3 separate regions of the Homo sapiens genome follow, and all the other regions are linked to region 2. A link is a contact called in ENCODE Hi-C or POLR2A ChIA-PET data. All regions are on one chromosome and are shown on one strand. Each heading gives the region's core, a stretch centred on a gene start or an enhancer-like site at or near the end of the contact. The rest is flanking DNA. Distances are from core to core; before and after follow the strand shown. Region 1 overlaps ATL2 (atlastin GTPase 2). Region 2 holds the start of RMDN2 (regulator of microtubule dynamics 2). Region 3 overlaps CDC42EP3 (CDC42 effector protein 3).

What was found. Hi-C counts contacts between places; a loop is a spot of excess contacts on that map. ChIA-PET counts read pairs that join two places held with the same protein, here RNA polymerase II (POLR2A). Pooled maps may share reads with other maps.
Region 1: POLR2A ChIA-PET joins it to region 2 with 15 read pairs in activated naive CD4-positive, alpha-beta T cell. The contact joins the enhancer-like site here to the promoter of RMDN2 in region 2. A Hi-C loop is called at or near these places in 1 of 50 pooled maps. POLR2A ChIA-PET finds 5 or more read pairs at or near these places in 3 of 52 experiments (PC-9, T-cell and activated naive CD4-positive, alpha-beta T cell).
Region 3: a loop to region 2 is called in a map of B cell, with 5 times the contacts of the local background. The contact joins the enhancer-like site here to the promoter of RMDN2 in region 2. A Hi-C loop is called at or near these places in 1 of 168 maps with a recorded cell type or tissue (B cell), 1 of 37 single-sample maps with no recorded cell type and 2 of 50 pooled maps. POLR2A ChIA-PET finds 5 or more read pairs at or near these places in 6 of 52 experiments (A549, AG04450, BJ and 3 more).

Annotation. Positions count from the first base shown.
Region 1 is chr2:38,299,712-38,302,778 of GRCh38, forward strand. It overlaps ATL2 (atlastin GTPase 2), which reads right to left. Exons shown (of 13, transcript NM_001135673.4): 10 at 561-617. Among named protein-coding and RNA genes, the nearest start is that of ATL2, 76 kb to the right of the region's middle. Within about 2 kb of position 1,785, at least 2 of the 41 ENCODE cell types and tissues checked have a DNase peak (open chromatin) inside an H3K27ac peak, as active enhancers do.
Region 2 is chr2:37,923,696-37,926,674 of GRCh38, forward strand. It overlaps RMDN2 (regulator of microtubule dynamics 2), which reads left to right and starts at 1,592. Exons shown (of 11, transcript NM_001170791.3): 1 at 1,592-1,730. RefSeq lists a silencer at 1,407-1,646.
Region 3 is chr2:37,652,919-37,656,112 of GRCh38, forward strand. All of the region lies in intron 1 of CDC42EP3 (CDC42 effector protein 3), which reads right to left. Among named protein-coding and RNA genes, the nearest start is that of CDC42EP3, 17 kb to the right of the region's middle. RefSeq lists enhancers at 1,154-1,363, 2,031-2,090. Within about 2 kb of position 1,298, at least 25 of the 41 ENCODE cell types and tissues checked have a DNase peak (open chromatin) inside an H3K27ac peak, as active enhancers do; they include B cell, where a contact is called at or near this core.

The sequences.
Region 1 (3,067 bases), core at 535-3,034, 380 kb after region 2:
AACCTTACTGCACGAAGTTTTATCGGCAAATACTGTTTAATCTACTATAAAATGGAAAAATAGCCTAAAGTAGTAAATGTTTTAAAATATGAATGGGGTAAAATGACACTGTCCCAAAAGACCACCATTTGAAAGACAGAAAAAGAAGTGAGACTATATTCACTAGAAGTAGCTCTAAATCATTAACACCAAATAAAAATAAGACTTATTCCAAACAACATTCATTGTCAAAGACTCAGAATAGAAGCAGCTTAGTTCAGAGAGGCCCACATCAAGCCATCTTATCAAATAGAAATTTTCCTATACTTTGAGCATCTGAAGAGAAGGTACTGAGGACTCTTATTTCTGGTGGCCTGGACACATGGAAGGCCTACAATCTGCAGTTACAAAAAAAAAATTGTATGAAACCTTAGGACCCACGACACATACGGCCTTAAGCAAAATGTGTTTGCATGCAAAAAAGCACCCCCCATTTTCAGCATTTCTCTCTAAAGCAAAGATTTTTATTCTCCCTCATAAATAAGTATATGTACAACACATATCACTCTCTCTCTCTCTACCTGAAGCATGGACTTTGGATGTGGAAGTTCTTCTCCTTGATAGATTTTGATGTAAGCCTAAAAAGGGAGAAGATTTGTTAGACTGACGGATTATGCAATTTGGCTCCACATCCCCAAAGAAAGAAAAGTCATTAAATATAAAAATAATTAACACCATTAAAAGTAAATTCTAGGCTTTAAAAATCACCTTATTCCAACAAAGTTAACCCTATTCTCAATATTATTAAATTATATGCTGCTAAATAATATCCTAGGTATTTCTATAACAAATATAACATAAAAGTTATAACTCAAAGTTAGATATAAAATGCCATCTTCTTTATGAAAAGAAATTCACAATTACCCCCTATTGCCAGTGTTTTAATATTTTTAAAAAACTTTTTTTTCTCTTTCTTTAGAGATGGGGTCTCACACTGACACTGAGGCTGGAGTGCAGTGGGATGATCACAGCTTACTGCAACCTCGAATTCCTGGGCTCAAGTGATCCTCCTGCCTCAGTTTTCCAAGTGGCTGAAACTACAAGGTGTGTGCCACCACATCCAGCTGAAGAAACAATTTTATCCAGTATTTTACTTTGACCAGCTTAAATTGTATTTCAGCTCAAGAAGGAAAAAAAAAAAAAAAACTAATTTGTGGTTTAAGAGTAAGAAGGAAAAGATAAGAGTTTGTTAGAAGTCCATATAGGGTCTTTCATCTCAACTTTCTTTTTTTTTTTTGAGAAGGAATTTCGCTCTTATTGCCCAGGCTGGAGTGCAACGGCACGACCTCAGCTCACCACAACCTCCGCCTCCTGGGTTCAAGCAACTGTCCTGCCTCAGCCTCCCGAGTAGCTGGGATTACAGGCATGCGCCACCACATCCAGCTAATTTCGTATTTTTAGGAGAGACGGGGTTTCACCACGTTGGCCAGGCTGGTCTCGAACTCCCGACCTCAGGTGATTCGCCCACTTTAGCCTCCCAAAGTGCTGGGATTACAGGCATAAGCCACCGTGCCTGGCTCATCTCAACTTTCCACTGACAAGATTCATTCATAACTGGGAAGGAGGCAGAGCAAGATGGCCAAATAGAAGCCTCCAGTGATCACCACCTCCAAGGAATATCAAATTGACAACTATCTACATAAAAAACCACCTTCATAAGAACCAAAAATCAGGTGAGCAATCACAGTACCTGGTTTTAACTTCAGATCACTGAAAGAGGCACTGAAGAGGATGTGAAAAACAGTCTTGAATCACCTACACCACCCCTCCCCCATCCTCTCAGCAGCAACCACATGGTGTGGAGAGACAATCTATGTGCTTAGGGAAGTCGAAAGCAGTGACTGTGGAATTTTTGCATTGAAACTCAGCGCTGCCCTGCCACAGTGGAAAGAACTCAGCCAGCACCCATGGAGGAAGAATTTAGACCAGCCCTAGGCAGCCAGTCCTGCCACCATGGGCTACAGTGCTCTGAGGTCCTGAATAAACTTGAAAGGCCATCTAGGCCACAAGGACTGCAATTCCTGGGCAGGTCCTGGTGCTGGGCTGGGCTCAGAGCCAGTGGACCTGGGGTGCATATGATATAGTAAGACTCCAGCTGGGGCAGCCAAGGGACTGCTAGTGTCACTCCCCCTACACAAGCTCAGGCAGTGTAGTTCACAGCTCTGAGAGAGAGTCTTTCCTTCTGCGTGAGGAGAGGAGAGGGGAGAGTAAAGAGGACTTTGTCTTGCAATTTGGATACCAGCTCAGCCAAAGTAGAATGCGGCATAAGGCAGAGCCCTAAGGCCCCAATTTCAGTCCCCAGTTCCCAGACAAGATTTCTAAACACACCCTGGGCTGGAAGGGAACCCACTGTCTTGAGGGGTATGACCAAGTCCTGGCAGGGTTCATCACGTGCTGACTCAAGAGCCTCTGGGCTCTGAATAAGCAGTAGTGGTAGCCAGGCAGTACTCACTATGGGCCTTGGGTGAGATTCAGAAATGTGCTGGCTTCAGGTGTGACCCAGCACATTCCCAGATGTTGTGGCTATGAGGAGAGTCTCCTGCTTGAGTAAAGGAGACAAAGGCCAGGTGTGATGGCTCACACCTGTAATCCCAGCAATTTGGGAGGCCAAGGCAGGCGGATCACCAGAGAGCATCTCTGGACCCACCCAAGGCCAGAGGGAACTTGCTAGATTTGCCACCTGCTGATTGTAGAACCTCTGGGCCTTGACTGACCACAGGCAATAACCACACAATAGTCACAATGGGCCTTGGGCAAGACCCATTGCTGTGCTGCCTTCAGGTCTGACCCAGTGAAGTCCCAGGGATGGTGGCCACAATGGTGCTTGTGTCACCCCCTCCCCCAGCTCCAGGCAGCTCAGCACAGAGACAGAGACTCCATTTGTTTGGGAGAATGTAATGGAAGAGAACAAGAGTCTCTGCCTGGTAATCCAGGGAATTCTCCTGGATCTTACCGAAGAGCACCAAGGCAGTACCTCTACAAATCTGCAAGAGCCACAGCATTATGGGCTTGAAATGTCCCTAATGCA
Region 2 (2,979 bases), core at 342-2,841:
GTTCCAAATCTGAGAGGTTAAAGATTAATCTGCTCTTTTTCCAAATACAACTTAGGTTTTTGCTCTTGTTTTTTGAGACAGAGTCTCATTCTGTCCCAGACTGGTGAGCAGTGGCCCGATCTCGGCTCACTGCAACTTCTGCCTCTGAGGTTTAAGCAATTCTCATGCCTTAACCTCCCGAGCAGCTGGGACTACAGAAGTGCGCCACCACACTCGGCTAATTTTTGTATTTTTAGTAGAGATGGTGTTTCATCATATTGGCCAGGCTGGTCACGAACTCCTGGCCTCAAGTGATCCGTCCGCCTCAGCCTCTCAAAGTGCTGGGCTTACAGTCGTGAGCCACTGCGCCCTGCTACAAATTACTTTTAATAAAATGACCATGGCCAGGCTTACTTATTCTTCAATGCGGCTTGCCTGAAGCTCAAAAAATCATCTTAAAGAGCCTATAGAATCCCTGAATCCCTATCCGTAAACAGTAGTATATGGATTGCAAAACAAGCCTTCTGGATTCTTCATGGCTTTATGGGTGTTGTCTGCTGTTGCTGTTTTGAGAAAGAGTGTACCCATTTTTAATTCTGCTCAATATATTGGTGGGAAGTTTAGAGATTAATGTTATGCAAACCTAAGCTTGAGGCAGTAATACTCAAGGTGCGGACAATACAGAAGCAGTGTATGTACTGTTTTGTTTTTGTTTTTGAGACGCTCTATCACCCAGGCTGGAGTGCGGTGGCGCGATCTCGCCTCACTGCAACCTCTGCCTCCGGGTTCAAACGATTCTCCTGCCTCATCCTCCCAAGTAGCTGGGATTACAGGCGTCCACCACCACGCCCGGCTAATTTTTTGTATTTTTAGTAGAGACAGGGGTTTCGCCACGTTGGCCATACTGGTCTCGAATTCCTGACCTCAGGTGATCCGCCTGCCTCAGCCTCCCAAAGTGCTGGGATTACAGGCGTGACCCACCGCGCCCGGCCCAGTTTTTAAGAGCGTATTTAGCAGAATTAGTTTCATTATACAAACCACAGAAAGCTGGGTAAAACCTTAAATGTCAGGCATCTGAAAAAACAGCGGCTTTCATCTAAAGGCAACTCGGAATGGCGGGGAGAAGGAAGAGGCTGTCAAAATTGCTCATTAAAAGAAAACGTGAGATAAAGCTATGAACACGGGGCTGCAGATATCAGTAATTAGTGCAAGGCGTCTGCCTTTAATTCAGTCGTGAGGAGTAAAGTGCAAGGTTGTGCCTAGAAAGGGCACAGAAAAAGGTTTAACTAGGGGAGAGGGAGTGGGTTTGAGAGCCGGAACGAAGCGAGCTGGCGGTGGGCGTGCGGAGTGGCAGCAACGCGAGAGGGAACGCGCTGGGGCTAGCGCGGAGGCCCAGAGCCCAGGCGGGGGAAAAGGTGCCGACCGGCTTCGAAGGGAGGCGACGGCCGAGACACACGGTCCGGCGCGAGCCAGGCGCCCCGCGACGTGCAATTTTATTTTGCAAAAGGTGCACCCAACGCCAGTCCCGGTAGAGTTGAACCCACCACGAGAGGGAGAGGGGGCGGGAGCGGGGGGCCGAGCGGCCGCGGGCTCCTCCCCCGGCGCCTCCGCTATCTGGGTCAGGACGCGACGGCCGCGGCGCGGGACCTTAGGACCCGCGGGCTCCAGGGCTACTGTCCGTCCGCCACTGCGCGCCAGCAGGTCCTGGTCTCCGCTCTCCAACAGCTGAAAGGCCGGCGCAGTGAACACAGGTGCGTGCGCAGTCTGGGAGGGGGCTGCTCAGCCGCTGGGGGCCGGACCGCGCCGGGGACTTGCGGAGGGAAGCGGAAATACTTGCGGTGGGGGCGACTGCACTTCCGGGTCGGTGTGTCCCTGGCGAAGCTTGAGCCTGCTAGCCAGCGGTGCTCTGCGTTCCCGGGGCTGGAGCAGCGGCCCATAGTGGCTTCCCGGGTTCATCCCTCGCTGACCCTGCGCCACGGAAGCCCTAGCCCCGGAGGTCGCTGGTATTTCCTCGCACGCGGACCCTTCTGGGGTGCGTGGGGAACAGGCAGTTTGCTGCCTCGGCCCGGCTGGTCCCTGCAAACCCCAAAGAATTTCAACAGAGACACTTGCTGGGCTCTCGCTCGGCTTTCAGCCTTGCGCAAACATTTTGTTTTTGTTTGTGTGGGGTTTTTTTTGCTCTCAGACTCCGTCTGTGCCTATTTCACACAAAAACGAAGGCCGGATTATCAGTGCTGCCAACATAGGGGAATGAGGCAAACACTTGGGAGCCCTAAATTTAAAATAAATTATAAAATACAAAAAAACCATGAAAACCTGATGAAATGAACAATAGAATTCACTTCGAAAGTACCAGGTTTTCCAGGACGCTGTAGGAAATCTGATCACTAGTTCAAGGTCTCAGTGCAATTCTCTTAGGAAACTTAAACCTCGGGCTTTTTTGTAATGTCTCTTTATCCTTGCAAAATTTGTCATACCTTCCCCGAGTTTATTAGAGTTATGCATTTTATATTTTTCTCCTCTAAGGGTCTGCTGATGAAGTTAATGAATATCTGTGCTAGATTTATGGTGAAAGCATTATAATTAATTTAGTAAAGCATAATTTCTACATCAAAAAATTAATTTTAAATAAAACTAGAACATGGAAATGAAATGTTTCTTCAGACATTTCTTCAGAAAACATTTCATATTCTATTTTCTTTAGAGTCAACATTTTGATGTCATTTTAGAATACTTGATTCTCATCTCAACCTTTAATATTACACAATAATACACATTAATTAAGTGCCATAATCTATATTAAAATGTCATTTTCCATTGTTATTTACTAGCACCTTACAAATTGAAACGTAACATAATACTTTGTATCTGATTATTAAAATATTAGAGTTTTAAAATCTGTTTGGTAAAGTTTTTAATTACTATATTTTTTTATACTACAAGTGTATACTATTAACATAATTAGAAGTATGAAAGCTAACAAGGCTGGAGGCAGTGGCC
Region 3 (3,194 bases), core at 48-2,547, 270 kb before region 2:
CTTAAAAGACAGACAAAGGTTCTTATAGTTAGCCCTTTCTCAAAAACCTTGACCCTGAAATTTGAACTTCCCACAATTATTCCTGGTTTCTTTCTAGTTCCACAAACTTTCTCCTAGTTCTTGGATCATGGTTTGTTCCTCTTTCCCTTCATAGATAACACTGGAGATAACATTCATCTCAGAAGTTAGATTCCTTTAAAAACAAATGCTCTAGTTCCTGGGGCACTAGAGAGAAAAGATTTGCCAACAAAAGGGTCCAGCTTGCCAGTCAGTCATGTGGCAGGTCAGAGAGAACACATGTGGCAGGCAGACAGGTGGGCACAGTGCTGCTGAGAACGGACATGCTCCCTTACAGGTTGTGTGAGAAATCCAAGAGTTTCAATACACAAAAGGACCGGAGAGGAAGCTACGGCCCTGGTTTTTATAAGGAAGGAAGAGAGCCGGGTTGCACTAGGCTAGACAATTCTAGTTTCTTGTGACTGACTGAAGCGTAAATGACAGTGATAATGATAGAAATAATCACAGCAGTAATAAATAATTTGGTTAAGAAAAAAACTGAAGCGGTGCTTTGCTTCATTTCTTACCATCTTTTTGGCAAACAGAATGATGCTGAAAATATCAAAACAGGGCAGCAGCCAGGAGGAAGGGAAAATCAAGCGGTTTTAAAAAATGACAGACAGAAAAATCAGCTCCTAAGTTACTTAGAGTTGATGCACTGGCAACTTACAGGACTCTGAAAAGAACCAAGGAGTTGGGATATTTTTAAAATTCCATTTATTTTAAAGGAATGTTTGGTTTGCCTACTAATTGTTTTTAGATTAATTCTTAGTGGAGAGAAAAAGTAAAAAAAAAAAAAAATTGCATCCTGCAAAACAGGTTGCAGTGTTAATTTAAAACACACATGTATAAAAATGGGCAGGTGGGTTGAGGGGTGCTACTGCCCCCAGGGACCTGCGGCTCTGTTCTTTTCTCCTCCTTGCAGGAAGTGAGCCTGCATCCGACTTCCCCTTTCTGGCTCGGTTGTCACATCCTTCAGGGACATTCCAGCTTCTGATCACTTTTCGCTTTGCCTCAGCACAGTCGCACTATGCGGCCAGTCACGGCACCACTGCACTACTGCACCATCTGAGCCCCATGCCAGAGTATCCAGCGACTCCTCCTGCATGTTGGAACCAACAGTCCTAGGGGAGGATGATGACTCGGCCAAGTACCCTCCGCCGCCTCCCTACCCCCAACCATCTGTGGGCTATGTCTCTCTGCTGCCAACCAGAAGATAATAATTCCACTGTGCCAAGCGCCCAGAACATGATCCTAGGCTCCACATTTAGAAGGGATAAAGGCTACCTGGAACATGTCCCCGCATGTTCAGAGGGAGGCAAATGGGAGGAAGTGAAGGAGCTCGATTAGGACATGTGAGAAGAGGCTGAAGGAATAGAGCAGCTTAAAGAGAACTCATAGAAAGAGAAAACTAATCTTAAGGGATCTGAAGGATTCATTTAATTGTAATGAAAAGGAATTAACTTGTTCTGGGAGGCCCTAGAGCTACCAAGCAGAAACTACAAGGAAAGATTTTGGCTCCTCCAAGTAACAGCTCAGGTTTCTCAAAAGATGGAATGGGCTGGGGTGGGGAGGGGACAGCAAGTATGGCCATGGGATGAAGCTCTCACAGAGGGGAGGGCGGTTACCCTGCGCCTCCCTGACAGTGCGTGAAGGGAGGTGTTCACGTTCCCATTTATTCTGAGTTTCCTGTATGGGAACACGATCACTGCCAATTTCCTTGTAGTCCCATGTCACTTTTCCATAGAAAAACGCACACGGACTTTCCCTTGAAGAAGCTTTCTCTTTGAACACGGCAGTCTTCTTACTAATATAGAAATGACCAGCCAATCTTTGGGATCAGAAACACTAAAATATTACTACAATGTGGACGCTCATGTCAATCCTTTTACAAACCTCTGTAGGAGTGCTTCTCTGAATAATTTTAAAATTGAAGGGGAAAAAAACCCCATAGTGTTAGATTTTCATTTAAGTTCAATGCTGAATTTCTAAGGCGGAAATCAGTGTAACCAGAAGCACCCAGTAACCCGAAGGGGATGCTTTTCATATTTTCAGTCTGTTTAACTCCACCCATTTGAGAAGATAAGAAGATGCCTTTTCTATTTTTAGATTCTTACCCTCTCCCCATATCATCTAAACTGAGGACATAGCTCTAAGCTTCAAGACTATGAAACTCTATTAGCTGGCTCCCCAGCTGCTGAGCTCTGTTATGCAAATGAACTTAGCCAGAACGAGCAGGCGGTATTTTAAAGACCCATTCAAAGTCTGATACATCTCACCTTCCATTATTTTAAAGGACTTTCATTTGTGATTCAGCTACAGCTTGAATTTATTGTTCTTTTACAACCCTGATTATATACAGACCCACAAATACCATATGTGAGACTCAGTGCTAATTTGTGTACACGTCTCATTTTTATGGGATCTAATTTGAAAGATCTCTTAGAAGCAAAATTGGAAGACAGAAGGTCCACCTCACATAGCACCAAGTCTGCACTTTTGAACAGAGGCCATTAGGACCTTTTTTCCTATAAAAATGAGTTACTGGGGAAGACTCAATGTGGACATAGAACTCTGGCAGTTACAACAAGGCAGGAGGAGGGCAAGTCCTCTCATGCCTGGTTCATTTATCAGGACGTGTTGTACATGGCACCAGGGCTGGTCAGAAGCACCCAGGCAGGCACTCTAGTTTCATGGATGTGAATCTCTGATAAGGCCATTGCTGTGAACTGCTCACGTGTTTCCATAACTAATGGATCTGACTTGGTCTGTGATGCTGCAAGGACAATATCAATACAGGAAGAGAACTTGACTCTGAAGTTTTCAGCAGTATTCAGCCAGGATATTCATTCTAATCTCTGCTCAAAAGCAAGGAACTTGCTCTCAGTTGCTCACAAAATATTAATATTTAAGTCAGCAATTATTCTATGCAGTACTCCAGTTCTGGTAATGGTAATTTCAAATGATCCCAAATAATAAGCTGACACTGTCCAGAAATTCAGATTATGGTCATTTAACCCATACTACCTTGGAGGGCAAAGTTCCTAGCCATTTGCCTTTAGGCCACATTCTCAAGTTCTCTGATGGGGTAAAGGGACAAATACAGGACTTCCATGCTATTCTGCCACCCTGCTAGG